2 separate regions of the Homo sapiens genome follow, and region 1 is linked to region 2. A link is an interaction called in ENCODE POLR2A ChIA-PET data of the cell type or tissue named here. Cell type or tissue: GM12878. All regions are shown on one strand. Each heading gives the region's core, and the rest is flanking DNA. Links, peaks and the distances in the headings are about the cores only.

Region 1 (16,644 bases), core at 4,138-12,137, 240 kb after region 2:
CTCCTTTAGCTTTTATGACACTGTACTCCTGGTTTTTCTCCCACTTCTTGTCTGCTCCTGCTTAGTTCCCTCTGTAAACTTGGCCTCTTTCACAAGGCCAGTAAACACTCGAGTTTTTCAAGATTGCCTGTTGGACTTTTTCTTTTCTCTCTGTGTTGTCTCTCATCCATGCTTACAGCCCTAATTACTATAACCATTGTCATATAACTGGGTTCTGTAGATTTGACTTTCTCAATATCTCCTGACTTGGCCACTTTTTATCCACTGCTGCCACATTCTTCTGCAAGCCACCATAGCCACTTAACTGGATTCTGTGGGAGTTCTTTGACCATTTAAATTTTTTTCTCTGTCCACCCCCAGATCTGATCATTTAATCTCTTCTAATCCTCCTTAATGCATTTTGATGGCTTTTCATAGCTATTGGGGAAAAAGTTTACAATCCTTTAAGACGTTCATGAGAGTCTGCATTGTCTTGGCCCTTTGCCACACATCCAGAGCCATGTCTTACCATGTTCCCCTGGCTGCTGGCTCCCCACTCATGCACTGGTCTCCTTGTAGTCCTGTGCCCTTCAACCACAGACCTATGCATGCCTTTTTTCATCACCTGAGTGCTCTTCCACCAGGTTTTCTCCTGGTTTACTCCTGAGCTCCCTTTGGAGCTCTGAGCTCTCCATATGCACAGTGGCTGTTCTCAGTGCCTTACTTCCTGGAACATGGTAAATGCATATTAAATATTGAGTGAATGAATAAATGAATGAACTTGCTAGTTTTTTGACTGGGAAGAATTATTTCTATGTAGCATACCAAAGCATCAGGTTGTCTTCTCCGATTACCCTTTTATGGTGTTGTTTTTATGCTGATAGATACGTTTTGGTAACCTGCGCACATTGCCCTTTATACTAAGTTTCACAACTACTTTCACGTAAATCTCTTGAGATCTTGGGTAAATCAGTTGAGTTCTTTGAACCTTATGCTATAACCAGCCCATAATGTCCCCCCTCCCATACTCATACACATTTCCAGATGCTCTGTACGTGATTTTTGTTCTAACTTCTGTAATTCTTGATACTCATTTTCTGCAGAAAGAACTGAGACACAGGTTGCAGGATGTGTGTCCAAAGTCAGAGAGCAAATTAGGACTAAATCACAGGACACCTGACTCACAGCTCTGTGCTTTGTGTGTGTGTTCCACCTCAATTTAGGCTTTTCTCTCAAATATGTAAAAACTGTTTTTTAAAAATTTAAAGAATTCCTAGCTACTCGGGAGGCTGGGCTGAGGCAGGAGGATCGCTTGAACCCAGGAGGCGGGGGTTGCAGTGAGCCGAGATTGCGCCACTGCACTCCAGCCTGGCGACAGAGTGAGACTCCATGTCAAAAAAAAAGAATTACGGCCAGGCGCAGTGTCTCATGCCTATAATACCAGCAGTTGGGGGGGCCGAGGCGAGTGGATCACTTGAGGTCAGGGGTTCGAGACCAGCCTGGCCAACATGGCGAAACCCCGTCTTTACTAAAAATACAAAAATTAGCTGGGCATGGTGGTAGGTGCCTGTAATCCCAACTACTTGGGAGGCTGAGGCAGGAGAATTGCTAGAACCTGGGAGGCTGAGGTTGCAGTGAGCTGAGATTGCACCACTGCACTCCAGGGTGGATGACAGAGTGAGACTCTTGTCTCAAAAAAAATAAATAATAAAAAAATTAGATTGTGATAAGGTGCATAAAATTTACCATCTTAATCAGTTTTAAGTTGATAGTTAAGTGGCATTAAGTACATTTACTTTGTTGTACAACCATCACCGCCATCCATCTCCAGAGCTCTTTTCATCCAGTGTAACTGAAGCTGTGTACCCGTGAAACTCTAATTCCCCATTTCTCTCTCCCCCCACCCGTTGACAACCACCATTCTTCTTTCTGTCTTGTCTTTCCTTTTTAAATTGAGGAAGGAAACTGTGGTCCAGTGTTTTTTCAAGTGATCAGATATCTCAAGTCACAAAGTTTAGGTGGGTTTTTTATTCTGATTAAAAAAAATATATGTGACCAAATGCTATCTTTTCCAGGCTTCATTATTTTACAGTGTACTCCAGAGTTGGGCAAACATAAAATGACATGCCCACCCTCCCTCCTTGCTAACATTTAAATGTGTTCTTTTCTTGTATATTTAATAAAAATAAACACTGAAAAAGAGTTAAAAGGTTCACTGTCTCCTGCTGAGGGCATAAGGCAGTAGCATGTTTCTGCTTGTGGGTGCTTTTGTTTGTGTCGTTATATAATTGCCTGATGACATTGTGGATGTTTTTTCCCCAATACAAAATGCTTATAATCTTGAAAAGAAATTAAATAATTATTAGAAAGAAGGGTTTTTAACATGGTTTAGTTATCAAACTTGCCTGATACGAATCACCTGAGGGAGGGGGGAGAAACTTGTTAAAATGCAGATAACCAGGCCTTTCTTTCTATTCTTAATCTGTATTAGGACCCAAGTGTGGGAAACATTGGTATAGGACACATTGATGAGTTCTGTTTTGGTAATAATCTGGAACTTCAGCATGTTTCTTATGATTTATTTTTTCTGAGTATGTCAATACACACACATACATATACATATACATTATTGTGTTTCTTTATGGGGGTTACCAATATCATTATCATTTTGCCCAGTAGTAGAAGTATAATTTGTTCTGTATTTTCTTTATTATGTATTCTCAGCTTCATATGGGGTGTTACTGTTTAGTTAGTTCTCAGTTTATGATACCAGGATATTGCAGAGAAGAAATCAGGCTCTGTAGTCAGACAGACCTGGGTTGAAACCCTGACTGCCACTTACCAGATTTGTGTTCTTGGTCAAGTTATATAACTTCCTTATGCTTTGGTGTTTTTCCATCTGTAAATTCAGGATAATAACACAACCTACTGCTTAGGGTCAATTGAGATGATTAAGTGAGATAATGCTTTAAGTCCTTTAATGCATTGCCTGCCACATAGTAGGTATCAGTATTTATTAGTCCCTGTTGTTGTTTTGTGATTGTTATTACTTTATAAGGTATCCCAATTGGCAACATTATCAGAAGCTGAAGCTGAGGGCACATGAGAGCATAAGAAGGGAGGAGAACCTAGAAGCAGCAACATGTGCTTTTTGAAACTTTTATACTTCACCGCTGTTTGTTGTCCTCACTTCGTGCCTGCTTTCCAAATTGTTTTTTAGGAGAGACAAAGCCTTTAGGAAACCTCGAAAGGGTGTGTGCTTGTTTAGGATTATGGGGAAGCTATGACATTGTACCCTGGTCCATGTGGATTTCGATAAGGATTCTAAAACTTGGCTGGAAGCCATAGATGGTGGTTTTGTCAGTAGAAATTAGTGAAAAGAAAAGGAACAAGCCTAGGATGGAACATATCTCCAGGAATTTGAAACACTGATATGTCCCAGTCCCCATAGCTCATGTTTTTCTTTATTATTTATTTAATCCTCAAAAGTTAATGTTTTAAGCATTATGCTAGATATTGAGGATATAAACATGGACAAAACACAGGCTCTGCCTTCAGGAAGCCCATGGTTCAATATGAGAGATAGGCAGATATATAGTTATGAAAAATGTGGTAAATACAGAAATGAAGATAACAGACGGCATTTGGGAACAGAGGAAAGTACTTCCTGGAGGAAATGGTGGTGGAACCGAGTCTGCTGAAAGAATTCGAGTTGGCCAGGTAATGTCATGTACGGGGGTGAGGTATGCAGTGGACATTTCTTGAGCAAATAAAAGAGTCAGGAAAAACCTGACATATTTCTGTTTTTGTACTGGGAAATGGGCTTTGCTCTTCTCCTTACCCCCAAGACTTATGAAAGGGAAATTTCTCAAATATAGGAAAGCAGATGCAGGGTAGCCAGAACCTTACTGTTTGTATCCACATAAATAATTATTGAGTGCCAGCTGAAAGCCAGCACAACCAGCAGACTCTGAATTTAAGTCACTTTATTTTTTCATCCTTAAAAAAATCCCGATTTGGACTGTGGCCATTGATATTTCCCATATGTGTCTTTTCAGCTATTGTCACATTTTTGGTTCAGGATTTGGTAATGTTGTGTCTGCACTAAAGCACTCTTCTCTTAGCTGGCATTTTTCTTTCTCTTAGTTAACTTTAATTAGTGTCCTCTCTGCCATGTTTCTAAGTACTTCCTTTCCAAGTACTTTGATGTTGTTTCATGCTCCTTGCAGTTGAGTGTATTGGTGTTTGCCATGATATATTGTGGAAGCCTTCAGTGGTCTGTTGTGCTAATCTTTTTTTTTTTTTTTTTTTTTTTGAGGCAAAGTCTCGCTCTGTCACCCAGGCTGGGATGCAATGGCGCGATCTCGGCTCACTGCAACCTCCGCCTCCTGGGTTCCAGTGATTCTCCTGCCTCACCCTCCCGAGTAGCTGGGGTTACAGGCACCCGACACCATGCCTGGCTAAGTTTTGTATTTTTAGTGGAGACAGGGTTTCACCATATTGGCCAGGCTGGTCTGGAATTCCTGACCTCAGGTGATCCTCCCATCTCGGCCTCCAAAAGTGCTGGGATTACAGGCATGAGCCACTGCGCCCAGCCTGATCTTTAGCCATTTATATCACTGTAGAAGTCATATGTTCCTGCAGAATCCTATCTAATTCTCATGTGAGCTAATGTATTAATAAAGTTTTGGAGTACTGAAATGTTACCTTGGAGGTATCTATGCCAAAAAAATCTCTCATGCAATTTTTATGTTCAGCTAGCTTTGGCTACCTGTTAATGTAGGTGGTGATATCCTTATACTATATCCATATATCTATCTATCTATACATAAATGCCAACATACCTGTATATGTATATATACGTGTGGAGATATATATATATATATATAGCCTAGGGGAGATTGCTCTTTTAAGATGGGTGTTGTATGAAAGATAAACATTACTTTTATCCAAAATTATTTTGTATTATGACAATAGCATTTTTCTATACCTCTCTGCCCTATATTTTTAAACAAATTCAGGGCACCAAGCTTGCATATAAGTGATTTGCAATTTTTAGTCTCACTTCCAATTTCATTTTAAGGCCTTTTCTTGGTTTTATACTTCTAATTTAAAGTTTATGCTATCTTGTATTTTCTTTGTAAGCTACTTTTAATTGCTTATGAAAGAAAAGCTGGGATAAAGCTGGGATATAAACATGTTTAAAGATTATAATGTATGATAATTGGGTCATTTTGAAACATTAACATTATCATAGAATAATAAAAAAAATAAGAGAATGGCCTTTTTTTCCATAAAAAGACTAGCATTTATTACTTTAAGTGGCAAAGGATCACATTATATGATTTTGAAAGGTTTCCATAAAACAGGCAAGTTACAATAGTTAATGTTCAACTATCTAAAATATAACATGAGAACATGGTCACTATAATATAGTCTAATGCTCTTTGGTTAGTCAAACCTAAGATGGAAATGACATTTCCTGTTAACATTCCACAAAAAGATGTTACGAAGAAATGAAACCTTTAGAATGAAAGTAAGTATCTTCTATGTGTGAAAAATAAATGAAGTTTTTAAAGGTTGTGTTATCCCAGTGAGACTATGAAGAAAGAAGGTGGTGGACAGGACACACACAGCACAGGCGTCTTCTGGATGCTTCAGGCAGGTAGAGGAAAGACAGATTTGAAAGACAAAGGGACCACCACTCTGTTAGGATATGAGCTAAGGGAGGAATAGCATTTTAAATTTTATAGGCTATTACTTTTTCATAGTGGTTTTTTGTGTTTTTTTGAGATGGAGTTTCGCTCTTGTTGTCCAGGCTGGAGTGCAGTGGCATGATCTCGGCTCACTGCAACCTCTGCCTCCTGGGTTCAAGTGATCCTCCTGCCTCAGCCTCCCGAGTAGCTGGGATTACAGGCGCCTGCCATCACGCCTGGCTAATTTTTGCATTTTTAGTAGAGACAGGGTTTCGCCATGTTGGTCAGGCTGGTGTCAAACTCCAGACCTCAGGTGATCTGCCCTCTTCAGCCTCCCAAATGCTGGGATTATAGGTATGAGCCACCGCACCCAGCTTTGTAGTGGTTTTTAAAGTTTTCCCTTTTCCCATTTTTTGTTTAACTAATTTTCTTTATCTGCTGTCTTTTAGTGGAGGAAAACCATTTCAGTTTTTGTTCCATTAAAGTGTTAAACATCATGATAAAAGAGATGACTTACTCAGACTCATTGTATTCTACAGCTGCTTTTGTGTTGAAATGACTATGTCATTCTGAAGGAAGTTTTATGTTTTATTCTCTTAGCTGAAAAACTTGATTCTTCAATGACTTTATTCATTCCCTCTAGGATTACTCAGTGTTTACTTTCTTTGCTAATGGCAGGGTTCTCATAATAACATGCCATGTCTTGTTCTGAGATTTGGCAGACTTACAAAGTCTGTTTTTTATTTCCCTAAAAGGTGCAAATTTTACGGAAACAAAACGATTTTTTATTGAAAGAACTTCAGATATTTGTTTTTGTCTAGACTGCTATACATACCTGTTTACTAATCTTGAGGTTGGCAGATTCTTCAGATGTTTCTATGTGAATAAAAAATGTTACTTTTGGAGGTCTGTTATTTACTTCCATAGTTGTCAATGGATTTATTGTTCCTATAATAATTGTAGGGTCACTTTTAAAAGAGTGGTCATATTGGTGGCAGGTTGAAAACATTAAAGGATTTCCTAATAATTTCCTGGAATATGAGCATGTAGGTGATGGTAACCACATTCCCAGGTTATGAACAGTGCAAAGTGATATAAAAGTATAAGATTTTCTTGAAAGGTCTGTTTTCTCACCATAAAAGAGTACAAATTGCCACTTAGCTTTCTAATATTAATGATATATTTTCAAACAGCTTTTCATATAAGCAGCCTGCCAAGTAGTATACAAAATAATCTGCATTTCATTTCTCCCACACTACCTTTGAGCCCTCCCACTCTTTCTGTGGTTTCCCAAATGATTATTTTGAGCAAACAGGAATGCTTGTGGAGCTTGTAGAGAGCCTTTCTTTGTAAGCTATCAACAGGTTCTTACTCAGTGATTTTTTTGGGTGGTGAGTACCACTCTTTGAAGGCTTTCCTGTTTCCACATTGTTCCGGTAGTCTTTCAATGCTTTGTTTTTGAGATCCAAGTTTCCTGACTGGCTTCTAGCCTTGAGTGAAGTCTCCAATGTCCATATTTTGCCACTTTCTCTACAAGAAGCATTTGAAGAATCTTTTCCTCTCTCATGTAGATAGAGCTAGCTTCAAAGTTTCTGCATGGTTTAGGGTGTTACGTAAATCTCACAAATTATAAAGATATGAAGTCTGGGATGTGTGACTGTGTGTGTGTGTAGGGGGGCACATGCACACATGTGTGCTCATGAAAACATAAACTATTGCTTATTATAGACATTCATTTATGATTCAGATTACTAAGGAACCAACCTACTTACCAACTTATCAGTAGATATTTGTTGAGGGTGTACTATATATCATTCTTTATTACAGCAGAAGGATAAAATACAAAATTTTCTTAATACATAGTACTTGCTATCTTGGAGTTGACGGTTTGGGAGAAACAACATATACATGTACACGAACCAGTGAATTAATAGGGCAAGGAGTCTAAGATTATCCTAAGTGCCATATCGTGGGGTGCAGGCTGGAAGTATGAGTTCAGGAAACAGAGACAGAAATAAGGGCTAGGAAGATCAGCCAGGCTCCATAGAGGAGGTGGAGCTTGATCTCTCCTTGGAAGAATGACTAGGATTATAGAAGACAAAGATGATGTGAAAGGGTATGGTGCAATGGGGAGGCCATGGACACAGCACTGAATTAAGCTACAAGCTTTTTGTCTTAGAGGAAAAACATTGACAGGATGCTGGTTGGATTGGAAAGATGCTGTTGGAGTAGCGTAGCTTAAATCAGTTGAATAGGACAAATACTCATATATATTCTGACTATGATATATTTGTAGACTTTGTTGAAATTTATATATGTTCAAATTGTTATATTTTCATTGTTATATTTGCTTTCGATACAGAAGTTTCTGAGATAAGTGAGCAATGTTAAATGTTTGATGAAAGTCTCTGCATTTTAACGCAGGCTTGGTGTTAATATTAGCAGATGTTGTTATGTAAATGGAAACCTATATAATTATATAATGTTGAATTGGCACATGAGAAAACCTAATTAACACAGTGAATTTTTTCCTAGGCCGGACCTGATAGATATGAATACTGTTGCTGTTCAAAGCAACCTTGCAAATTTAGAGCATGCTTTTTACGTAGCAGAAAAAATTGGTGTTATAAGACTTCTGGACCCTGAAGGTGAGTTATTTTCTTGATTATATGTGGACTGGCATGAAAGTCTGATCAAAAGTAATTTATCAACATTGTGAAATAATTAATTTATGTTGCTGTTTTTAGATGTCGATGTCTCCTCACCTGATGAAAAATCAGTAATAACTTACGTGTCATCTCTCTATGATGCATTTCCTAAAGTCCCTGAAGGTGGGGAAGGCATTGGTGCAAATGTGAGTATTGATTTTTCCACACCGGAAGCTGTTGATTCAGTAATGACCAATTGACTGCATTTATTGATAATGATTTTTGCAGTTTTTGAATGTTGAATATATTTTAAAGAATTTGAGTTAATATGCTGTTTGATGAATTGATATTCTATGTATTTCATGACATTATTCTACCATTAAATTTAAAGTATAACTCATTAAAACTTTTGTGTCATAAATAAAAGAGGCTATTTATAGTTACCGATCATCTTATAAATAAAAGGTTTAACTTTCTGAAATTTAGAGTTTTCCATTTTTAGCTGGCTGCCGTTTTACATTGCTGTATTTGCTATTCTTTTGTATGTATAGAATATCTCAGTTTTGAAAACAATTTCAAATTTGTTACTTCATACGATTCTATGAAATAAGTTGGCTTGATAACATTTTTGTGATTTAAAGGAGGACTCCAGAGGAAAATTATTGGATTTGGCCAAATTAGCAGAGCCACTTAGTAAGCAGGGAAAGGTCTCTGACACATAGCTTTGGGCTGTTTATTAGTCTACTATTTCTTAAAGGTTTGTGTAACTCACTTCAGTGATGCTTTTTTTTTTTTTTTTTTTTTTTGGGTGGTTATGCTAACAAGTGCTTATGCATTTCTGAAGAGAACAGGAAGCCCAGTATGTGTCACATATTTGGGGATGATCCCCTTCACTTGGATTTCTGCCTTCCTCTTTGCAGACACCTTTTTTCCCCTACATTACTTTGAAGATTTAGGAGCTCATCTTTGATTAGCTCCCCTGGATTAGGAGCTCCCTTTTCTGATTGCTTCTGTCAGTTCTCTGTGCTGTTTCTAGACCTGTTTCCATATTCTTCCTCAGGTTCTTCTTTTCAAAGGCTTCATGCTCTTTGATCCCTGAGTAGCCTGTTCCCATGCTCACCCCTGATGATTCAATGTTGAGCGTTGCTTCAGAATGTTTCTTTGGCCATCTCTTGCTGCTGCTTCTCCCAACCTTCATGCTGATCCTGCTGCCTATTACTGCAGAACTAGGCCGATAGCTTTCCTACAGCTTTCTGTCTCCATTTTGTTCTTCTTCCCACTGCCTCGGCACACTGTTGCCAAATTAATCTGTCTAAAACCTGATGTCTTTGGCTTGAAAATTTTCAGTGTCTACATATTCCTTGCAAAGTTAAATGCAATCTAGATATTCTGACATTTAAAACTGCAAATATTTATTCTGTTTACCTACATGTTTTAGCTATGATTTCCCAATATGAACTGTTTACTGGTAGCCAGGACATTTCCATGTCAATGTCCTGACTCACTTGGGACTCCCCTTTTATCCACTCTTTCAGCACCCCCACTCACCTCCCCCCATCAATAATTACTTACTGGTCATTGCAGAACATCTCAGATACTGCCTTTCCCAAGAAGCCTTTAGAAACTATTTTAAGGCACAGATATGCTTGCCTGATTCTTATCTCAACTAGCATGTACTACCCGTTTTAGTTATTTCAACATTTCAACACTTAATTAAATACTGCTCTTCATTTTGCCTGTTTATATTATGTATCTCTCTTGCCTCTGCATTTAGACAGTAACTCCTTGACAATAGGTATTATATCTTAAAGTATTTTTTTATTATAACACTCAACACAACCTTTGAACATAATAATAAGCACTCATCAAATACTTAAACAGAGCAGTTGGCAGCCTTCCAAGTTTCCTCCATTTTTAAAGAGTTTGCCTACTGAGTACTTGGATAATCCCACCATATACATTTCCTGTAGTTTGTGTACATATCTGGTTTCCTATATATTGGGTAAGTCTTTTGAGTTTGAGATACATAGTAGATTTAGATCTAAAATAGTTGGCAAAGATGGCAACTAACTTGGCTTATGCAAGTTGTTACTGCCCAATCTTGAGCCCTGGTAAACACCCCAAATTGACTTTGGATTTTTTTCTGCTGTGCTTAGATTGAGCCCCAAAAGCCTTCTAAATACAATACCCCAGGCAGCCACTTTCTTTGGATCAGAATTGGCACTCATAAGGCTAGTGTTAGTGGCCAAATGTTGATAGCAAATTTTACAGGTGTTTATGTGACAGGGATTGGGGCTGGGTGAAAGTAAGAAAACATTTAGCTGGTTCTGTCTGTCAGGCTTCAAATACATACATTTACAGAATGACTTCTGACTAAATTGTCTTAGATATGAATGTTATTATCTACAGATGTGAACCTTTTCTATCATTTGATTGTTCTAGGATGTTGAAGTCAAATGGATTGAATACCAGAATATGGTGAACTACCTCATCCAATGGATTAGACACCATGTGACCACAATGTCTGAGAGAACATTTCCTAATAATCCTGTAGAACTGAAGGTTAGTGTCACTGTAGAAATTACATAGGATTGATTCAATTGTAAACCCTTAAGTAATGCTATAATAATTCTGTAATTTTAGAAGTTCAACAAAAGTTGCCCTTGGAAAGCCATTAATAAGTAGGCAAAATTTGTATTACTCATTTCTCTTATTATACAGAGAAAATGGAGGTAAAACATTAACAATTAAAACAGATTAGCTGTAGTCACTCAGCTTTGGTTGAGAGGTTAAAGGTTTAATTTGAGAGAGTCTCTGAAACTGACATTGTCAGATTGATTTTAGTACATGGGAAATGCTTGCAGCCCCCGAGATGGCTTGAGGTAGAAGGGACCCTGGGAAGTACATACAAGTGTGGCACTGGATTGGGGGTGTGCCTGTGGTTGAGCCCTGTTAAAAACTGCTTCTTTTGTGCAGGAAGCATCTTTTGTGCAGGAAGAGGTACACAGTATTTCACCATGAATTTGAAAATACATGTCTGACTTCCAGTATAAGTGAATTCATGGTTTAGTAAAACATTTGCTAATACTGAAAAACTTAGGGCAAGCTTTTGAGGCAAAGACATTGCAGATATAAAAGCCATTATAGGCCGGGTGCGGTGGGTCACACCCGTAATCCCAGCACTTTGGGAGGCCAAGATGGGTGGATCACCTGAGGTCAGGAGTTTGAGACCAGCCTGGCTAACATGGTGAAACCCCATCTCTATTAAAAATACAAAAATCAGCCTGGCGTGGTGGCACACACTTGTAATCCCAGTTACTCAGGAGGCTGAGGCAGGAGAATCGCTTGAACCTGGGAGGTGGAGGTTGCAGTAAGCCGAGATCGCATCACTGCACTCCATCCTGGGCGAGAGAGCAAGACTCCGTCTCAAAAAAAAAAAAAAACATTACAAAAAGCCATTACAAATATGTAAACTTATTAAAGAGTAAGTTGTCTCATTTGTATATTTGGTTTTATAATAGCAAAGTGGTCTACTTTATTTCTAGAAGCTGATAATGCGAATATTGCCGACAAAGCCTTAATTCTTTGGTTTGTAAGCTTTATTTTCATGATCAAACTGGGATAGAAAAAACTGTAATAACCTAGGGTGAGCTCCATTAGAGTTATTCATTGTGCTCCTGCATCCGTACAGAATATCTGTAGAACAGCTTTCATTCTCATTGCCACGGGGAGTTTGTCCTTGGCACGAAATTACTTGGCATCTGATGATATGATACTTTTTAAGTGTTCTCAAGCTGTTTGTGTGATGTTTCCCTACATGGACATGTAATTTTCCAGGGCAGGAAAACTTTTCCCTACAACGACCATGTGGTGCCATGAACAGTGTTTAGCACACAGGAGTATTCGGTGCTTAATGACCAACAGACGTCCTGAAACATTGCATTCTGATTTCAAAACCATTTTCAGATTTCATGTTCAAATACACTTATTTCCAAATGGATTTCCATTGTCCAGACCCTTGGATGAATTGTACTGGCTTCTGGTTAGTGTAGATTCTTAGTTATAGAAGAAGTGATCAGAGTACTTGCTGATGACTAGAACAAGACATAGATTAGGAAAGAAAATACATCATGGGGAAATGCCAGATAATTGCATTAGCAGAACTTTGAATGGAATCCTTCAGAAATGTGTCATCCTAAAGATTTACAGGGTCTTGTTTTGTAGCTGCATGAATTACAATGAAGTAATTAGTACATACCTATTAAATATGGAGATACATTATCTACATAATTTTTATGAAGGTCCCTTTTAATAAATACACTGTATTTAAGAGGTTCCCAAATTAATGTATACAAACTAGATAGTAACTTAATTACACGGTTGAAACTTCTGTAATAATAGCCCCATCAACTAATAGCATCTACCTTCATTTGTTCAAAAAATCTGTTTAAATTTGCCAGTGGGACATTGAAACTAAATTTTAGCCCTTTCTGCTAAGAAGTTTTTTTTTTTTGAAGGATAGAACCATGCAATAGAAGAGAGTTTTTTTATTGCTTTCTTTATGGGAATTGCTTCAAATTATTTTTCCAAAGACTGAAAGCTAAAGTGCAGCATTTGGGAAGTGCATCTTTTAAAGGGTATGTTTTCTTGTTTGGAGGATGAGAGATTTTTAGTAGAGCACTAGTAAACACTGAATGGTTTATTATTATCCAGATCCCCCTGTGGCACTAAATCATGGCTCACATCAATAATTACACCCTCATCAAATTTTAGATAACCCACGTCACCAGCTGGCTGGAAATTGGTATTGTCTTTGAGTGTCGGTTTAACAAAGGAATTCCACTGACTGCATATGATACAGTACATAACACTTGAAGTGGTGGCTTAGTGAGATCATGAAAACAGATCTTTTAAGTTTGGTCCTTAATTTCTTGTCCTTTTTATTTTAGGCACTTTATAATCAGTATTTACAGTTTAAAGAAACAGAAATTCCACCAAAGGAGACAGAAAAATCAAAAATTAAACGTCTATATAAATTATTAGAGGTAAGCTCAAATTTGCTTTGTATTGTCAAGCATAGTCTTTGTTTTGTTTTGTTTTCATTTTTGCTTCACATTAAAGTTTTTTGTTTTCTCAAGATTTGGATAGAATTTGGACGCATCAAGCTCCTTCAAGGTTATCATCCAAATGACATAGAAAAAGAGTGGGGGAAACTCATTATTGCCATGCTAGAGAGAGAGAAGGCCCTTCGTCCAGAAGTAGAAAGGTAGGCCAGAGGTGTTTTCTGCCATGAATATCAAGTGGGGAGGGGGCCTTTGTGTTCTTGTGAAAGAACTTAAGTTAAACCTCTGTTTACTTGGCCTTGGATAAGTCTCTTAATCCTTTTGATCCTCCATTTTCTTACCTAGAAACTCTTCTAAGAGATTTTAAGGAGGCAATCAGTGAAGTAATGTATATAAATGACCGGCTAGGCTGGATTGGTATGTGAAGTCTCATCTAATAAGGCTTTACAGTTTTAAAACCAGTCAAAATTACTTGTAATTTCTCATATTGACCTTAAGTCACCAGGGCCTGGATCTAAAAGCTTATAGGACAACAGCTGATTTTATTTCTTATTACATTTTTTTGCTATAGTTCTCTTTCCAAGGGGCATTGGAAACCAAAATCTAGCTTGCCTTCATTTAAAGGGTGTTGGATGGCGTCTAGAACACACTCAGTAAATGTTAGTTCAGGTTCCCTTTCTGCCACGCTTCTACAAGTGGATTTACTCCATGAAATCATCACTAGTTCTCTGTCATTTTGTCTCTCACTACATCCAGTTGCCCAGGAAGGTACCATTTAGTCTTCAGGAAATGCTTGTTGGATGAATTTGTCTCCCTTACAGTCTTAACCTGGTACCTGGGAATTGTGATCTGTGTTCCTCATTAGCCATGAAGTCTATAGGACCTAGACCTTGCAGGGTGTATTAGTCCATTCTCACGCTGCTAATAAAGACATATCTGAGACTGGGTAATTTATAAAGGAAAGAGGTTTAATTGACTCACAGTTACATATGACTGGAGAGGCCTCACAATCATGGTGGAAGGCGAATGAGGAGCAAAGTCACATCTTACATGTCAGCAGGCAAGAGCTTGTGCAGGGGAACTCCCATTTACAAAACCGTCAGATCTCTTGAGACTTATTCATTACCATGAGAACAGTATGGGGGAAATCGCCCCCGTGATTCAGTTATCTCCACCTGGCCCCACACTTGACACATGAGGATTATTACAATTCAAGATGAGATTTGGGTGGGGACACAGGCAAACCATATTACAGGGTAAGGCCTGTGTGGCCAGACACACCTCTCCAGCCCCCTTGCTCTCTGCACAGTAGCCACACTGGCTGCCTTACACCTAAACATTCTCAGATCTCAGCTCCAACATTATTTTCTCGAGAAACTTTCCATGGTTCCCTAGGCTAGTTCAGATATCTTGCTTAGAACTCTCATGTTTCCATGTATTGTTCCTTCATAGTGCTTATCTTGGTTGTATTTTTATATTTATTTCGGTGATTGCTTAAGTCTTGCCTATTCCACAGATATGAGCTCCAAGAATGTGGAGAGAAACCCTTGTTTTTTTTCTGTCCCTTGCGTTGCCAGTGCTTTACACAGCGCCTGACACAACATTAGAGGTGCTCAGTATTGTCATGTTCTCTGTGCCTTACACATTGACTTCAGGATTCAACGTTGTGAAATAATGCATAAAATAAATATATGAGAGCATGTCTAACCTGTCAGTCCTTTATTAAATTACTGATTACATTTATGTTAAAGTATAATAATATGTGTACATAACTGGATTATTAAAACCAAAACAAGCCATAAATATACAGGATGCAGCTTTTACGGAAAAGGTAATTTGAGTGATTGAAATGAGATACTATGTTAATCATTTGAAATAATGGAAAAGTATTCCAGAGGATACAGAGTAGATTTTTAGTCATCAGAACAGTAGCTGAATTTTAAGATATGTTCATAAAAGAAAGCAGAGAGTGGTTGAGAGTTCAGGGCCTAGAAGCCACTCAATTTTAAATTAGATTATTAGCTCAGCCTGCAAAGTTGTATGATGTTAGACAAGTTCTTTAACCGTCTAAGCCTCAGTTTCTTCATTTGTAAACAGGATGTAATAGTGCCTACTACATTGGGTGGTTATGAGTATGAGATGAGTTATGTATCTAAAATGATTAATTTCTTGCACATAATAATTACTTAATAAATGCCAGGTGCCACTGTTATTGTTTTGAGCTATTCTGTTCACTCACTATATTTGATGTGGCACTCTCACACTTGATCTTAGCCAAAAGGCCAAGAAGCAATTGGTGTGGCACTCTCAAATTTCCCCTTTCTTGACCCCTGAAAAGAAAAATATCTATTCTTAGAGTGGAGAAGTAACAGTATTATTGGAGGTAGGAAAATATTTAGGAGGCTGGTTGGATAAATGCCTTCATGTTTCTTCATGCGAATTTTTTGGCATTGTCTATGTATTGCGAGTAATAGCTATGTGGCATGGAAGTGTATGAAAAACAAATGGGAAAGAGCCAGTGTTCTTATGCCATGTAATATCCTATAGAATGGAAAAACAAGCACAGACAAATTAAATTTGTAAGCATTGCATCAGTATTCTACTTGGCACTTTATAGTAGGTTTAGAAGTAACATTACTGGGAGCGTGTCATATAAAGAAAGGTAAATGGATACTTTTTCCATTAATTTAACCTAATAAACAAATGACATGGTGGTTAAAATGGAAGCGTACTTTGCTTCTCATCAAATTCATTTGTTTATAGGTACTTCATAATTTCTAGCTGTTTGCCTTCCTTACATTATTCAGCACAGACCTGGTCTTTTGCAGAAGTCAGACTATGATTGGATATTTGTGTTCTTTTAGCTAATGATTGGTATTGCCAGAATAATCTTTACTAGTTGTCCTGGACATCTGTGAGGCATCTGAGTTGTTTTTTAGGTGGTTGCAATTGGATGACTCTTAGTGCAAATATTTGGCATATCCTTTCCAGTGACGCCCAATCTGCCTGCTTTGTTCATACTTGTAGGGTTTTAATACAAGCTACAAAAGGCAAACCTCAGCTAGCAAACGAATGGCTTTAGGCTAGATTCTTTTGAATAGTTATCAGCATATTATTTGCTGTGTGTTGCATATGCATGTTGAAGCATATTTAAGGAGCCACTAAAAGCTGTAATATTCAGCTGCCACTTTTCACCGTTAGAAGTAGAGCTTTTTCCAGACCTCCTACCTTTTAGTCTACTTTGAAAGGTGAAAGAAA
Region 2 (16,644 bases), core at 4,119-12,118:
TCAGAAACTCAGGGCTCAACTAGGAGCTGGTCTTCATCCCCTTCTCACATCCTGAGCACGTTGTTCTGTGTGCTCTGATTTTTCTTTCCTTGGTTCTGGCTCATGGGCTTTTTACCAAGGCTGGGGCTTAGAAAATGCCATTTTAAAACTTGTAAAGTAATTTTATGACTGCAATAATTTTATTTGCTTTGGCATTAGAAAAAAGTGTCTGTATGGCTCATCTCTATGCTGTGGGGAGCCTGTTGTTGTTTCTTGTGCCAACATAGGGGAGCCATCAAGATTTGGCTTGAAAATGTCTTTGTAAATTATTGAAACAGAACTGCCCTTCTGTGGGGGTAACTGTGTGGCAGGCACATGTGGAGACTGTGCGAAGGCCAAGAGAATGTCTGACTCAGTAACCAGGCCAACAACAATGGAAAGAAGTTAAATTCCTTTACAGAAAAGGATCTGTTTATCATAACCAATTGAAAAAAAAGTACATATTTAGAAATGAGGGTTTATTTTTCATGATTCAATAAAACAAAGGCTAAGTAGAATTTGGTATCTATGCAGAGAAATATGAAATGGTAGGAAAATTTACTCATTCAACAAACATGCATTTTATGTAGAAAATAAGGGACATACAGATATGTGTTAACTAACAGTTACTGAGGGCTAAATGTGTAACAGGCATTATTTTATGTCACTTATTTAACAATTCTATGAGGTAGATGTTATGATTCCCATTTTATGGATAATGAAACTGAGCCCCAGAGAGGATACATAACTTGCCTCAGGTTATCTAGTTGTTTGGGGTAGAGTTTAGGATTTGGATCTAGGTGGCCTGCCTCCAGAACCCAAGCATGTACCTCTACCATCTGTTACTTTCCTGTAGTACCTGGTCACTAGGAAATCACAGTCGAGTCAATCAACAGACATGAAAACAAGCAATTATAATGCATGTTCTGTGCTTTGAAAGTACTGTTCTAGAGTTATACACAAGGCATTATGGAATCATCTTGGATCTCCAGAAATATTTACAGATAAGCAGACACCTGAGATGAGTCCTGAGAGATAAGGAGGAATTTACCAAGTACAAAGTAGAAGTAGGTATCTTCTGCATGAGAAAAACATATATAAAAGCACAGAGATGTGGGAGGGTATGGCATTCTCAGTGAACAGCTTGAGGTGGTGCTGGCACATCAGACTGGTGGGTTGGGTAGAGGCCAGATTAGAAAGGGCTTGTACATTATGCTAAATATTTGAACTTATTTTGTGTAATAGGCATCAGTTGAAGGTAGGGAATAGGTGAATTGTTTCTCTTGCCAGGAGTCTAGCTAATTCTTTGCTTCTTCTAATCTCCCCATGTGGATCAGGATTGAGAAGTAAGTGACTATCATTAAAGTTTAGAAACTCTCAACCATCATTATTCTCTCACAAGCCCTCTACATAACTGCCTTGGTTAATAAGACATAGTCTTTATGCCTCTGTGACTTTGAACCTGCTGTCTACTTTGCCCTTGAATGTTTTTCCTTATTCTTTGTTTGCCTGGTAAACTTCAGTTCATCTTTTGAGACTGACTCATGCTCGGATAGGTCAGGTGAAGTCTTTTCTGATCCTTCCTATCAGAGTGAGGTGCCCTTAGTTTTGATTCTCAGCACTAGGTACAAACCTCCAACATAGCAGCTACCCCAGCAAAAAAGGAGGTCTCTGCAGTAAGACTCACGTGGGTTCAAATCCTGCTCTGTGTATCTGCAGGAAACAGCACACTAAGAGGATTTAACTGAAGAGAGTTTAATGAAGGCACTATTTACAGAAATGTGGGCAGGGCTAAGGTGCTTCATCAGCCTATAGGTGGAGCCTACTTACCTTCAACTCCTGGTCTAAGGGGCAGCAGAGGGCATTGGTCTTAATTGATCCTGGTAGGAAGAGCTGGAGCCATGGAAGAGCCCTTCCACAAGGATGGTGCCTGAGGGTTGCAGCTACTGCCAGAACCTAGTGAGTCAGGAGGGAGCAGGGCGAATAAATATACTGCTCTCTTAGCTCGTGCTCTCAGTGGTATCTCCTGTTGACCCAACCTACCTAGAAGCTGGAGGGCAAAGGAACTTGGGTGATGCAGATCACAGCCATCAGTCTCCCAGGGACTGAGCAAGGAAGAGATGGACAGACAATCTGAGAGGGTTACAGTGACAGCAGAGAATAAAAACATACCTACCTGGTGGCCGAGCATGGTGGCTCACTCCTGTAATCCCAGCACCTTGGGATACCAAGGTGGGCAAAACACTTGAGGCCAGGAGTTTGAGACCAGCCTAGCCAACATGGCAAAACCCCTTCTCTACTAAAAGTACAAAAATTAGCCAGGTGTGGTGGCACACGCCTGTAATCCCAGCTACTCGGGAGGTGGAAGCAGGATAATCGCTTGAACCAGGAGGTGGAGGTTGCAGGGAGCCAAGATCGTGCCATTGCACTCCAGCCTTGGCAATAGAGTGAGACTACGTCTCAAAAATAAATAAATAAATAAATAAATAAAAACAACCCCCCCCCCAAAAAAAAACCACTTAGTATTCTTTGCCAAGATATTTCAATTCTCTGAGAATCAGTTTCCTTATTATAAAGTGATAATAAGGGAAAGGACACCCTTCTCAACAAATAGAAAAGTTTGGGCTAGCCACATGTAGGAGAATGAAACCGATCCTCATCTCTCACCTTATACAAAAATCAACTCAAGATAGATTAAGGACTTAAACCTAAGACCTGATACTATAAAAATTATAGAAATAACATTGGAAAAACCCTTCTAGACATTGGCTTAGGCAAAGATTTCATGACTGAGAACCCAAAAGCAAATGCAGTAAAAACAAAGATAAATAGTTGGGGCTTAATTAAACTAAAGAGCTTTTGCATGACAAAAGGAACAGTCATCAGAGTAAAGAGACAGCCCACAAAGTGGGAGAGAATCTGCACAATCTATACATCTGACAAAGGACTAATATCCAGAATCTACAATGAACTCAAACAAATCAGCAAGAAAAAAACAAACAGTCCCATCAGAAAGTGGGCTAAGGACATGAATAGACAGTTCTCAAAAGACAATGATATACAAATGGCCAACAGACATAGGAGAAAATGCTCAACTTCACTAATGATCAGGCAAATGCAAATCAAAACCGCAAGGTGATACCACCTCACTCCTGCAAGAATGGCCATAATCAAAATATTAAAAAATGGTTGATGTTGGCGTGGATGTGGTGATCAGGGAACACTTCTACACTGCTGGTGGGAATGTAAACTAGTACAGCCACTGTATTAGTTTGTTTTCATGCTGCTGATAAAGACATACCTGAGACTGGGAAGAAAAAGAGGTTTAATTGGACTTACAGTTCCACATGGCTGGGGAGGCCTCAGAATCGTGGGAGGTGAAAGGCACTTCTTAACATGGTGGTGGCAAGAGAAAATAAGGAAGAAGCAAAAGCAGAAACCCCTGATAAACCCATCAGATCTCATGAGACTTATTCACTATCATGAGAATAGCATGGGGAAGACCGACCCCCATGATTGAATTACCTCCCACTGGGTCCATCCCACAACACGTGGGAATTCTGGGAGATACAATTCAAGTTGAGATTTGGGTGGGGACACAGCCAAACCATATCAGCCACTATGGAAAACAGTGTGGAGATTCCTTAAAGAACTAAAAGTAGGCTCTCCCGTCTCCCTCTCCCTCTCCCGTCTCCCTCTCCCTCTCCCGTCTCCCTCTCCCTCTCCCGTCTCCCTCTCCCTCTCCCGTCTCCCTCTCCCTCTCCCGTCTCCCTCTCCCTCTCCCGTCTCCCTCTCCCTCTCCCGTCTCCCTCTCCCTCTCATGCCGAGCCAAAGCTGGACGGTACTGCTGCCATCTCGGCTCACTGCAACCTCCCTGCCTGATTCTCCTGCCTCAGCCTGCCGAGTGCCTGCGATTGCAGGCGCGCGCCGCCACGCCTGACTGGTTTTCGTTTTTTTTTGGTGGAGATGGGGTTTCGCTGTGTTGGCCGGGCTGGTCTCCAGCTCCTAACCGCGAGTGATCCGCCAGCCTCGGCCTCCCGAGGTGCCGGGATTGCAGATGGAGTCTCGTTCACTCAGTGCTCAATGGTGCCCAGGCTGGAGTGCAGTGGCGTGATCTCGGCTCGCTACAACCACCTCCCAGCCGCCTGCCTTGGCCTCCCAAAGAGCCGAGATTGCAGCCTCTGCCCGGCCGCCACCCCGTCTGGGAAGTGAGGAGCGTCTCTGCTTGGCCACCCATCGTCTGGGATGTGAGGAGCCCCTCTGCCTGGCTGCCCAGTGTGGAAAGTGAGGAGCGTCTCTGCCCGGCCGCCATCCCATCTAGGAAGCGAGAAGCGCCTCTTCCCCGCCGCCATCCCATCTAGGAAGTGAGGAGCGTCTCTGCCCGGCCGCCCATCGTCTGAGATGTGGGGAGCACCTCTGCCCCACCGCCCTGTCTGGGATGTGAGGAGCGCCTCTGCTGGGCCGCAACCCTGTCTGGGAGGTGAGGAGTGTCTCTGCCCGGCCGCTCCGTCTGAGAAGTGAGGAAACCCTCTGCCTGGCAACCGCCCCGTCTGAGAAGTGAGGAGCCCCTCCGTCTGGCAACCACCCCGTCTGGGAAGTGAGGAGCGTCTCCGCCCGGCAGCCACCCCGTCCGGGAGGGAGGTGGGGGGGGTCAGCCCCCCGCCCGGCCAGCCTCCCCGTCCGGGAGGTGAGGGGCTCCTCTGCCCGGCCGCCCCTACTGGGAAGTGAGGAGCCCCTCTGCCCGGCCAGTCGCCCCGTCCAGGAGGGAGGTGGGGGGTCAACCCCCCGCCCGGCCAGCCGCCCAGTCCGGGAGGGAGGTAGGGGGGTCAGCCCCCCGCCTGGCCAGCCGCCCCGTCCGGGAGGTGAGGGGCGCCTCTGCCCGGCCGCCCCTACTGGGAAGTGAGGAGCCCCTCTGCCCGGCCAGCCGCCCCGCCCAGGAGGGAGGTGGGGGGGTCAGCCCCCCGCCTGGCCAGCCGCCCCATCCGGGAGGGAGGTGGGGGGGTCAGCCCCCCGCCCGGCCAGCCGCCTCGTCCGGGAGGGGGGAGGGGGGGTCAGCCCCCTGCCCGGCCAGCCGCCCCGTCCGGGAGGGAGGTGGGGGGGGTCAGCCCCCCGCCCGGCCAGCCGCCCCGTCCGGGAGGGAGGTGGGGGGATCAGCCCCATGCCTGGCCAGCCGCCCCGTCCGGGAGGTGAGGGGCGCCTCTGCCCGGCCGCCCCTACTGGGAAGTGAGGACCCCTCTGCCCGGCCAGCCGCCCCGTCCAGGAGGGAGGTGGGGGGGGTCAGCCCCCCGCCCGGCCAGCCGCCCCGTCCGGGAGGGAGGTGGGGGGATCAGCCCCCTGCCTGGCCAGCCGCCCCGTCCGGGAGGTGAGGGGCGCCTCTGCCCGGCCGCCCCTACTGGGAAGTGAGGACCCCTCTGCCCGGCCAGCCGCCCCGTCCGGGAGGGAGGTGGGGGGAACAGCCCCCCTGCCCGGCCAGCCGCCCTATCCAGGAGGTGAGGGGCGCCTCTGCCCGGCCGCCCCTACTGGGAAGTGAGGAGCCCCTCTGCCTGGCCAGCCGCCCCGTCCGGGAGGGCGGTGGGGGGGTCAGCCCCCCGCCCGGCCAGCCGCCCCATCTGGGAGGTGAGGGGCACTTCTGCCGGGCCGCCCCTACTGGGAAGTGAGGAGCCCCTCTGCCCGGCCACGACCCCGTCTGGGAGGTGTGCCCAGCGGCTCATTGGGGATGGGCCATGATGACAATGGCGGTTTTGTGGAATAGAAAGGCGGGAAGGGTGGGGAAAAAATTGAGAAATCGGATGGTTGCTGGGTCTGTGTGGATAGAAGTAGACATGGGAGACTTTTCATTTTGTTCTGTACTAAGAAAAATTCTTCTGCCTTGGGATCCTGTTGATCTGTGACCTTATCCCCAACCCTGTGCTCTCTGAGACATGTGCTGTGTCCACTCAGGGTTAGATGGATTAAGGGCGGTGCAAGATGTGCTTTGTTGAACAGATGCTTGAGGGCAGCATGCTCGTTGAGAGTCATCACCACTCCCTAATCTTAAGTACCCAGGGACACAAACGCTGCGGAAGGCCGCAGGGTCCTCTGCCTAGGAAAACCAGAGACCTTTGTTCACTTGTTTATCTGCTGACCTTCCCTCCACTATTGTCCTATGACCCTGCCAAATCCCCCTCTGCGAGAAACACCCAAGAATGATCAATAAAAATAAAAAATAAAAAATAAAAAAAAATAAAAAAAAAAAAAAAAAAAAAAAAAGAACTAAAAGTAGGACTACCATTTGATCCAGCAATCCCACTACTGGGTATCTACCCAGAGGAAAAGAAGTCATTATATGAAAAATATACTTGTACACGTGTGTTTATAGCAGTACAATTCACAATTCCAAAATTGTGGGACCAACCCAAATGCCCATCAATCAACGAGTGGATAAAGAAACTGTGGTGTATCTATACGATGGAATACTACTCAGCCATAAAAAGGAATGAATTAACAGAATTTGCAGTGACCTGGATGAGATTGGAGACTATTATTCTAAGTGAAGTAACTCAGGAATGGAAAACCAAACATCATATGTTCTCACTGACATGTGGGAGCTAAGCTATGAGGACTCAAAGTCGTAAGAATGATAAAATGGACTGTGGGGACTTGGGAGGAAGAGTATGAGGAGGGCGAGGGATAAAAGCCAACAGTATGGTACAATGTATACTGCTTGGGTGATGGGTGCACCAAAATCTCACAAATCACCACTAAAGAACTTACTCATGTAACCAAATACCACCTGTACCTCAATAACTTCTGGAAAAATAAAAAATAAATAAAGTGATAACAATAGCTACCATATAGAGTCATGAGGATGAACTGAGCTGACATATGGAAAGACCTGCATAGAATAAACAATAAATAGTAGTTTCTTCCTTTTATTCCTCCTCCCCTAGACCATGAATTCTTTGAGGCCCATATCAAGGGTTCTAGAATATCTCCTGGCATCTGGCGTTTGGCATTTGGCATCTGAGTGAATACTATTGACTGAGTGAATGATATATGAAAGATAGCTAATGATGACTGGTACAATTAGTAAGCATTATAGGAATTCAGAGAACAAAGAGGGGACCCCCACCCCTAAATAGGTTGGTTAAGGCATAATTACTTTATGGAAAAGTTGGGATTGAGTTGGGCTTTAAAATATGGGTAGTGCTGGGCGTGGCGGCTCACACCTGGAATCCCAGTACTTTGGGAGGCTGAGGTGGGAGGATCACTTGAGCTCAAGAGTTTGAAACCAGCCTGGGCAACATAGGGAGACCCTATCTCTACTAAAAATTAAAAACAAATTAGCCAGTCATGGTGGTGCACGCCTGTAGTCCCAGCTACTTGAGAGGCTGAGGTGGGAGAATCACTTGAGCCCGGAGTTCCAGGCTGCAGTAAGCCATGATCATGCTGCTGTACTCCAGCCTGAGTGACAGAGCAAGACACTGTCTGAAAAAAAAAAAAAAAAAAAGGGATAGGAATTGGCTGGGTAGCAGATGCTGGGTCCGGGAAGTGGAGTAAGCAAAAGTGCTGAGAACTGACTGGATGTGGGGATTTATATGAGAGAAATACAAGATAAAGCTGGAAAAAATAGTTAGGGGCCAACATACATTTCAGACAACCACTGGTTTAAGCTTTCTTTTCTGTGCTTCTGAAGACACTGTAATAGGTGAGTAGTGTGATCATAGCATGATTTTAGGAGGATTAAACATGTGCAGGGTACATCAGGAGAGCAGGACAGTTAGGTAGCTGTGGCAGCCTAGCAGTGAGGTGATTAGGGCCTGAATTTGGGCCTAACCCATGGTGTTCTGCTGACATCTGCTGATGACTGCTGGTGGGGAATCTGAGGATGGCCTCACCCTCTCTCCTGAAGGATCTGTTGGAAGAGAGGGAGATTAGAGGGCAGCAAATAGCAGTGGAGATTACTCAGTTGCATGGGCAAAAAACCATTCTGAGGAGTGTTTTTTTTTGAGACGGAGTCTTGCTCTCTTGCCCAGGCTGGAGTGCAGTGGTGCGATCTCAGCTCACTGCAAGCTCCACCGAGGAGTTTTCTTTTTTTTGAGACAGGGTTTTGCTCTGTCACCCAGGCTGGAGTGCAGTCGCGCAATCACGGCTCACTGCAGCCTCAACCTCTTGGGCTCAACCTTCCCATCTCAGCCTCCTGAGTAGCTTAGACTATAGGCAGGTGCCAGCATGCCTGGCTAATTTTTTTTTTTTTTTTTTTTTTTGAGACGGAGTCTCACTCTGTCGCCCAGGCTGGAGTGCAGTGGCTCAATCTCGGCTCACTGCAAGCTCCACCTCCCGGTTCACGCCATTCTCCTGCCTCAGCCTTCTGGGTAGCTGGGACTACAGGTGCCCGCTACCACGCCTCATGCCTGGCTAATTTTAACTTTTTTTTTGTAGAGGTGGAGTCTGTCTGTGTTGTCCTGGTTGGTCTTGAACTCCTGGGCTCAAGAGAACACCTCGGCCTCCCAAAGTGCTGGGATTATAGGCATGAGCCACCACATCCAGCTGGGAGAGGTCTTCAGGGTGTCTTACTGCATCTCCTGTCAGTTGTCTGAGAGACTGGACGTTGTCAGAGTTGGTAGTGAGAAGGCTGTTGGCTCCTTGTCTCACACAATTCCTGTGCAGGCTTCTAGAACCTTTTGGCCTCTGCCGACATTTCCCTGCTTTTAATGCCATATATGAGCTTGAACTGAGGCTTTGTGTCCTCTTCTGGATTTGGTTAGGTGCAGCCAGTAGTGCCTGCTAGAGCCACCCTATTCAACATGCGTCTAAAGCCTGTGTCTTTTCTAAACGTACACATTTGGAGAAAATCAGTGTTATGACGTGTTGCCATGAAAGCAACTCTGATTATAGCTTGGAGATGGAGTAAAAATAAATCAGTTATGGTGATTCAGGATTACTTGAATGACTTTATATGAAGCACTCAAGGCATTTCTAGTGGCAATCTAAATAAGAAATAGGCCCATGAGTGAGAAAGACTGAAAACAGAAGTAACTGCAAAGGAGATGAGTCAGAAAGCGTGACTGTGCAGTTTTAGCTACTTTCAGTCAGACCATCCTCTTGAAGTGTTATGTGAAATGCAAATACTTTAGCATCCTTAGCTGTTTTAACCTATTTACTTATTCTGGATTTGTAAGCTATATGCAAATATACCTATAAGAATTTGTAATGGGGATCACTAATAAAAACTTAATAATATCTAGATTTTTTATTTTACTCCTTGTTTTAGATGTTTCTAAAAGTGGATAAACTAAAAATTTATCCTGATTTCCTCTCAGTACATATGTATTTGGATTTATACTGTATATTAAGATATGTCACTAGGATGCTTAGGAATTTTTTTTACCATCTTGAAACAGAAAAGATAATTAGATCCAGATCTCCATTTATTCCTTAGTATTTTCACATTACAAAGCATTTTGTTTTGTTTCTGAATCCCAGGATTTTTAAACATCATCATCATCATCATAAGAACTCTTGCATTACTGCATGTTTACCTCATTGACAATACATGGGCATTGTTCTCTGCACTCTTCTCTGTTTTTCTCTCATTTTATCTTCTCAGCGATTCTCTGGAGTCGGTGCTCACTTTCCAGGGAGGAAATGTGTCAAGGTCATACAGCTGGTAGATCATGGAGTTAACATTTAAACCTAGGCACTCTTGGCTTGAGCCGTTTTTGAGTAAGGAATGGAGAACTCCCCATGATTACAATTCTAGTGCTAGACATTTATCCTCATCAGCCTTCCTGAAGTATTTTAATTACTTTGAGTCTCATTTTTCTAACTGCATAGATGGTAGATATGGATGAAATCTTTGTGTTTTTAAACTATTACATCAATTAAAACCTATCTTTAAAATGGTATTGAAAACCATAGGTAAACCTCAAACATCATTTTTGCCATCATTTTATTGGCAAAATTGGCCCCCTCTTTCTGTGGCAGGGCACCTAGGAGGTAGCAAGAAGTAAGCAAGAGTAATTTTGCCCTACTGCCTGCTCACATGAACCTGTTAATGTACAACTTTCAGACCCAAAAAGTATTTATGTGTTTGAGATTGGGGGTGGGTATGGGGAAATAACAGTTTTAGAGCATCAGGAAATAATCAAACATACTGACTCTACTCCTGTTACATTTCACTGATTCCAGTTTTTTGCACACTGCAACAGCATTGCCTGCATTTCCTGGTGACTTAGAATCTTTGAGACTTTCTCACTGAGCTGAAAAAGTATAATTAAAAATTGCTAGTGTTCCCAGGTTATTGCCAAAGCTGCAGCTTGTTCTCCCTGCTGGCAAAATCTTAGCCTCTGAGCACCTGTTTTCTTACTTTTGGGCTCCCACCACCATCAAGCAATGGGATTTTTGAACCTGACAGTTTTGACTGAGGAGTTGGAGGACATATGGGCCTAACACAGGTGATTGGGTGATCCTCTTTTCTGAAATGGTAAGCACAAAGGAAGAAGCAGGTTTGGATTGAGGATTGGAAAGAAAATTTTCTGATTTGGATATGTGAAGTTTGAAATAACTATTAGATATTCTTGTGTCTGGATTTCATGGAAGATGTGAGAATTATTTGTACATAGATGTTATTAAATCTATAAGACTGGGTGGGATGACTCCGAAAATGAATTTGATAGAGAAGAGAAGACACTTGAGGTCTGAGCCTTGGAGTCTGCCAGTGATGAGAGTTTGGGAAGAGGACTGAGGATCGCTTATAACTTCCAACTCTTCACTCAGAAATATAAATGCCTTAAGCAGACATGGGTCTAGGTAGCTCTTGACTTTGATTTAAGGCTATTCATTTTAGGCCAAGAAAAGGCCACTCAGGTAGAGACTAGAGAAAATAGCAGGAAATGAAGTCCCAGATGTACTCATTAGATTTTCCCTTCCCTGAACTCTCCCCAACTAAACCACCACTTCCTTGACCTCACCCTTCTTTTCCTTCTGTTGTGGGTTTCTGTTTTTCAGTCTTGGGGAAATTTTCTGTTTTTCTGATTACAGCTTAGGTTTTTGTAAGGCTGCAGTATATTTTGGAACATTATATAGCTTTAATTTGTAATAATTAAATTAACCAGATTTTGTCATATTTGTAGTTGGGAACTTTTTGGAGTGTAGGAAAGACTTAAGCATATATCCTTGATCTCTTGAAAATATAGCAGGGTGTTTCTGTGTTCCTTTCCTGCTTAGATTATTAAAATGGTCTTCCTTTTCCCTTTCCTTTTCAAATATGTAGGACCAGGCAGCTCTATGTGCATAACCTTAGGATATTTCCCCTTTTGTGGAAGGCATAACTGTACAACTCATACCTTACTTTGGCTAATTAACTAGCAAATCCAAAGCTCTTAGAGGAAACATTTGTTTCCTTTTCCCCTTTGGAATTCTGGAGAATGAATTGATTAATAAAGTCAAATTTCTTTTGCTAATTATCTGAAAAGAATTTTTTTGAATGACACCCATTCAATGTACTGAGTCTTTGCTACATATTGCTGTACCTCCCTTTTTAGGTTCATAATTAATAGAATTTTATAAAAGATTTCATTTATGGCCAGGTGTGGTGGTTCACGTCTGTAATCCCAGCACACTGGGAGGCTGAGGCGGGCGGATCACGAGGTCAAGAGATTGAGACCATCCCAGCCAACATGGTGAAACCCGTCTCTACTAAAAATACAAAACTTAGCTGGGCATGGTGGCACGTGCCTGTAGTCTCAGCTACTTGGGAGGCTGAGGCAGGAGAATCGCTTGAACCCGGGAGGCAGAGGTTGCAGTGAGCCGAGATCGCACTGCTGCACTCCAGCCTGGTAACAGAGCGAGACTCCATCTCAAAAAAAAAAAAAAAAGATTTCATTTATTATAGGCTTGCTATAATAAATTACAGTAAGGTATTGGAATAATTAATGCACAGGGGCACAAGAATGTGCAAGGTAGGTAGACTGTATTGAATGAACAGTTTAGTCTCTATAAACAACTCATGAAACCAAGATTAACTTGGTAAAGGGATTCATGTGTTCTGCTTGGAGAAAAATAAGCATGTGTTCATAACTCATGATTCTTTTTTGAGGTCAGTATTTTGACTGAAGCAAGACCTCTTGCCATTCTTTCTATGTCTTTCTTGTATGTGATGACAACCTGTTGTCTTAAATAAAAAAAACCTTAAATTCTTTAATCTCCAAACCAAGGAAACTTAAAGAAAACATTTAGATAGTCACTTACACTTTGAAAATTTTCATGGACAACTATGGATCAAAGGACTGAAAAGAAAGCCCCTTCAAAGATGGTCTAGTTTATTATTTCACCTCTAACCAAAGAAATCCTTAAATTGCTCTGGTAAGATGGGTATAGCTTCCTTTATTTTAAAGGACACAGCCATAGCTTACCTCAGAATTCTGTTTGGAATTTAACAGCCATCTCTGCCTGAAACAACTCCTTGATCTTTGCCCTAAATCCCATGCCTTACAATTTAAGACCATTTCTTATTGTGGTATCCTCTGTGGAGAGGATGAAGCATAGCCACCTGCTACCGTGTCACTCTCAGTCTTTGTGAATCAAAGAATGTTAAAGCTTGAGGGGATCTTAGAGCTCATCTGACTTAACAGTTTTTGTAATGCTAGATTCCTCTCTGCTTCAGTACTTTTAGTGATACAATCTCCTACCATTAAATAGTGCTAATTAGCAGCAAGTTAATTGTACTTGAAAATCAATAAATTGTTTCTTTTCTAGGCTCATGGTTCTATCTCTCTGAACTTTTCTCCTAAGTCTAATTCTTAATTTTTCCAAACATCATTTTTGTTTTACTCTTCTAAACCACCTCCAAGTGAGTGATAAGGGTCTGATTTCTCTCAATATTTTCTGTCTCTCTCTCTTTATTTATTTATTTTAGTTCTGAGATGATGATTGTGTTTCAAAAAAATCAATCTATGGAAATTGAACAAAATTTAGTTTGTGCTTTGGGAGATGAGAATTCAGTTCTAGAAATGACAGTAATGTTTCAGGAATTTTTTTTTTTTTTTTTTTTTTGAGACTGAGTTTCACTCTCATTGCCTAGGCTGGAGTGCAATGGCACGATCTCCGGCTCACCGCAAACTCCACCTCCTGGGTTCAAGCAATTCTCCTGCCTCAGCCTCCCGAGCAGCTGGGATTACAGGCATGTGCCACCACACCCAGCTAATTTTGTATTTTTAGTAGAGACGGGGTTTCTCCATGTTGGTCAGGGTGGTCTCGAACTCCTAACCTCAGGTGATCTGCCCGCCTCGGCCTCCCAAAATGCTGGGATTACAGGCGTGAGCCACCATGCCTGGCTGTTTCAGGAAAATTATAGCTTTGGAGTAGTACTTCGTAGTTAAGTAGCACTTCATACTTTCAAAGACTGCTCATATTCATTATCTCCTGAACAAACACCCTGTGTGTTGGGTATGGCATATATTATTGATCCAGTTTGACAAAACTAAACCTCAGTGAGTAGGTGATTGGCTTAAGTTCATAAGGTCAGTTAGAAGCAGACCTCTCTCATCCTTGCAGTCTGTTGTCTCCTGTGTTTATCCTATGTTTATTTAGTCTTTATCTCTGACAATGCTTAGAGAATTGGGTGAGAACTTCCAGGGAGAAGAATATAGATTCCATTTGACTGGAGGAATTATTCAGTATCCCAATGTGACTCATTCCCAGGGAGTAGCTTTACATCTTTGAGAGTCTGCTCACAGCCTGCATTATCTGTGTTGGCCACCCTAGGCTACCTGTGTATTGGCAAGTCCACTTTGGTCTAATACTATCAAGCCCATGCTGCTCCTCCACACACCCTATTCAATTATGAATTGGTAAATTAGATAATCAACTCTGATACTGGGTAATACCACTGGCTAATCTACATTGACCCTTGCTACATGCAGCTCAGTATTACTAAGATCGATGGGGATCAGACACTGTCTTAGTCCATCTGTGTTGCTATAAGAGAATACCTGAGACTGGGTAATTTATAAATAATAGAAATTTATTTTCTCACTCTTCTGGAACCTAGAAAGTTCAAGACCAAGGCATCAGCAGGTTTGGTATTGGGTGAGGTGTTGTTCCTCAGCGATGACACCTTGTTTCTGCATCCTCACCTGGTGGAAGGCAGAAGGCAAAGACAGCAAGAGAGAGCAAGGGAGCTCTTTGAAGCCTTTTTTGTAGTGGCATTAACCCATTCATGATGGTGAGCCCCCATGACATAATCACTTCCAAAAAGCCCCTCCTCTTAATACTGTCATATTGGGGATTAAATTTCAACACATGAATTTTGGGTGGGATACAACATTCAAACCAAAGCAGATACCTAAGCAAATATGTTGTTAAAATTAAGTTTATATACCCTTGTGCACTCTTGGTGGGAATGTAAAATGGTTCAACTGCTATAGAAAACAGTATGGTAGGTCTTCAAAAATTAAAAAATAGCATTATCATATGAGCCAACTATTCCACTTCTGAATATTGAACCCTGGCACATGAATTGTACGCAGAGTTAGTCTCAACTTGAAGCCAAGCCTTTTGTCCTTCACCTCAGTCAGTCATTGGTTATGGGCTGCTAGGGCTGGGGGTGTGAGGAAGCTTTAGGTTAGGGGAGTCCCTGAAGGGGAGGGCGGCTATGAGCCATTAGCAGCCAACCCTCACAGTAGCCTGTATGTGAGTCCATTGGCCAGGTGGAAGGGATGCAGCCAGGACACTCATAGAAACCATCAATCACAAACTTGTTGGATAAATGGCTGATTCCAGACCTGAAACAGAAAATATAGAATGAGCTTCACAGCTCACGCCTGTAATCCCAGCACTTTGGGAGGCCGAGGTGGGCGGATCATGAGGTCAGGAGATCGAGACCATCCTGGCTAACATGGTGAAACCCCGTCTCTACTAAATATACAAAAAAAATTAGCCTGGCGTGGTGGCACGTGCCTGTAGTCTCAGCTACCTGGGAGGCTGAGGCAGGAGAATGGTGTGAACCTGGGAGGCGGAGCTTGCATTGAGCCGAGATCGCGCCATTGCACTCCAGCCTGGGCAACAGAGTGAGACTCCATCTCAAAAAGAAAAAAAAAATGAGCTTGGCACATCTTGTCAAACTCGAAAGCAAGGAAGCATCAAAGACTACTGGGATCATGTCAGCACCAGGAGTAAACTTGGAGAGGCTCCTACTGCTGTTGAAGGAAGAAGGAATGATGAAATTACAATTTTACCACCTTGCAAGCCCTAATAAAATAACGAACCTAGACACTGATCATCAATGACTGCTAATACATGAGAGACAACCACACATATGCGTCTCCTGATGAAAGTATACAAAAATACTTATAAAGTATTCTTGCTAAAAATTGAACCTAAATCAGATCAAACTGCTAGTTCTAATTATAGATTTACATAAAATACAGGTGACAGAGGAATATGTTAAATGATAAGGTGAAGATAGTGAAGATACATTTAGGATTTAGCTAAGTTGAGGTGTGGGAAACTCTAGAACAAATACCCCTAATTTCTTTGACAAATTATAAGAAAAAATGTGGGAGTGATAGTCTATACAAGAAAAGAGACTTAAAAGACCTACCAACCAAATGTAACATGTATGCCTTATTTGGGTGAATAAACCGAATATAAAAAAAAGAGAAAGTGGGGGAAATTTGAACAATGAATTTTTTTTTTTTTGAGATAAGTTCTCACTCTGCCACCCAGGCTCGAGTGCAGTGGCACAATCACAGCTCACTGCATCGTCAACCTCCTGAACTCAGGTAATCCTCCTGCCTCTGTCTCCTGAGAAGGTGAGACTACAGGTGTGTGCCACCAAGCCTGGCTAATTTTTTAATTTTTTTGAAGAAACATGGTCTTGCTTTGTTGCCCAGGCTTGGATATTTAATGATATTAAGAAACTTATAAAAATATTTTAGATTGATAATGGTATTTTTATTTTATTAAAAATAATTATTATCTTTTAGAGATGCATACTAAAATATTTAATAATGAAATAAAATCCCTCATATTGGCTTTAAAATCATCTGGTGGGGTAGGGGAGAAAATGTGGATAGGGGTATAGTTGAAATAGCACTGACCAGGAGATGGTGATTGTTCAAGCTGGGCATGTAAATGGCAGTTCTCTATAGTTTTACTTTGTTGTATAAGCATAAAATTTTCCATAATGAAAGGTTTAAGACATTAGAGAAAGAAACAAACCTTTACTTGAAGTTTGCATCATCAACACTTTTGTTTTCCGTAGAGTAAGCCTAAATTTTTGTTAATAACATTTTGAGATTTTAGATATTTATTATTAAAAGGTTTTTAGAAAGGCAGAAGGTGGGAAATTGTTCTTATGGCCATCTCCTGATTTCTTTTTACTTCTTGTTTTCTTTTAACAAAGAACTATTTGCTTATTTGTTGTCTTTTTACTTAGAACATTTGACAGACCATATTAGTGAATGGTGTATAAAATGTGCTTATTATTTAAAACTTAAACAAATAATATAAAATAGACAAGGAATTATATAGGCATATTCTTCTGTTTTAAAATCTAGAGCAGATTTTTTTCCCGCAAGACTACTGTTTTTGTTCTTTGCTGATTTATTGATCTGAGACTAGAATCATCATTGAAACAAAACT

Evidence for each region. ChIA-PET counts read pairs that join two places held together with the same protein. Peaks named below come from ENCODE experiments on the same cell type or tissue, not always from the same donor. Only the 100,000 strongest peaks of a DNase experiment are listed, where the experiment ranks them.
Region 1: POLR2A ChIA-PET joins it to region 2 with 6 read pairs; 2 of 35 experiments call an interaction of 5 or more read pairs at or near these places.

The regions. Positions count from the first base shown.
Region 1 is chr6:56,642,811-56,659,454 of GRCh38, reverse strand. DST (dystonin) reads left to right here. Exons shown (of 104, transcript NM_001374736.1): 11 at 8,211-8,323; 12 at 8,423-8,529; 13 at 10,766-10,885; 14 at 13,273-13,368; 15 at 13,462-13,589. Among named protein-coding and RNA genes, the nearest start is that of DST-AS1, 190 kb to the left of the region's middle. In GM12878, for the core only: no CTCF peak of the experiment used is centred there; no DNase peak of the experiment used is centred there.
Region 2 is chr6:56,883,186-56,899,829 of GRCh38, reverse strand. The region is part of intron 3 of DST (dystonin); the gene reads left to right. Among named protein-coding and RNA genes, the nearest start is that of DST-AS1, 48 kb to the right of the region's middle. RefSeq lists enhancers at 9,071-9,130, 12,113-12,282 and a cis regulatory region at 12,197. In GM12878, for the core only: a CTCF peak has its summit at 7,857 (motif pointing left); a DNase peak (open chromatin) is centred at 9,039; H3K4me3 peaks cover 516 bases; H3K27ac peaks cover 3,019 bases.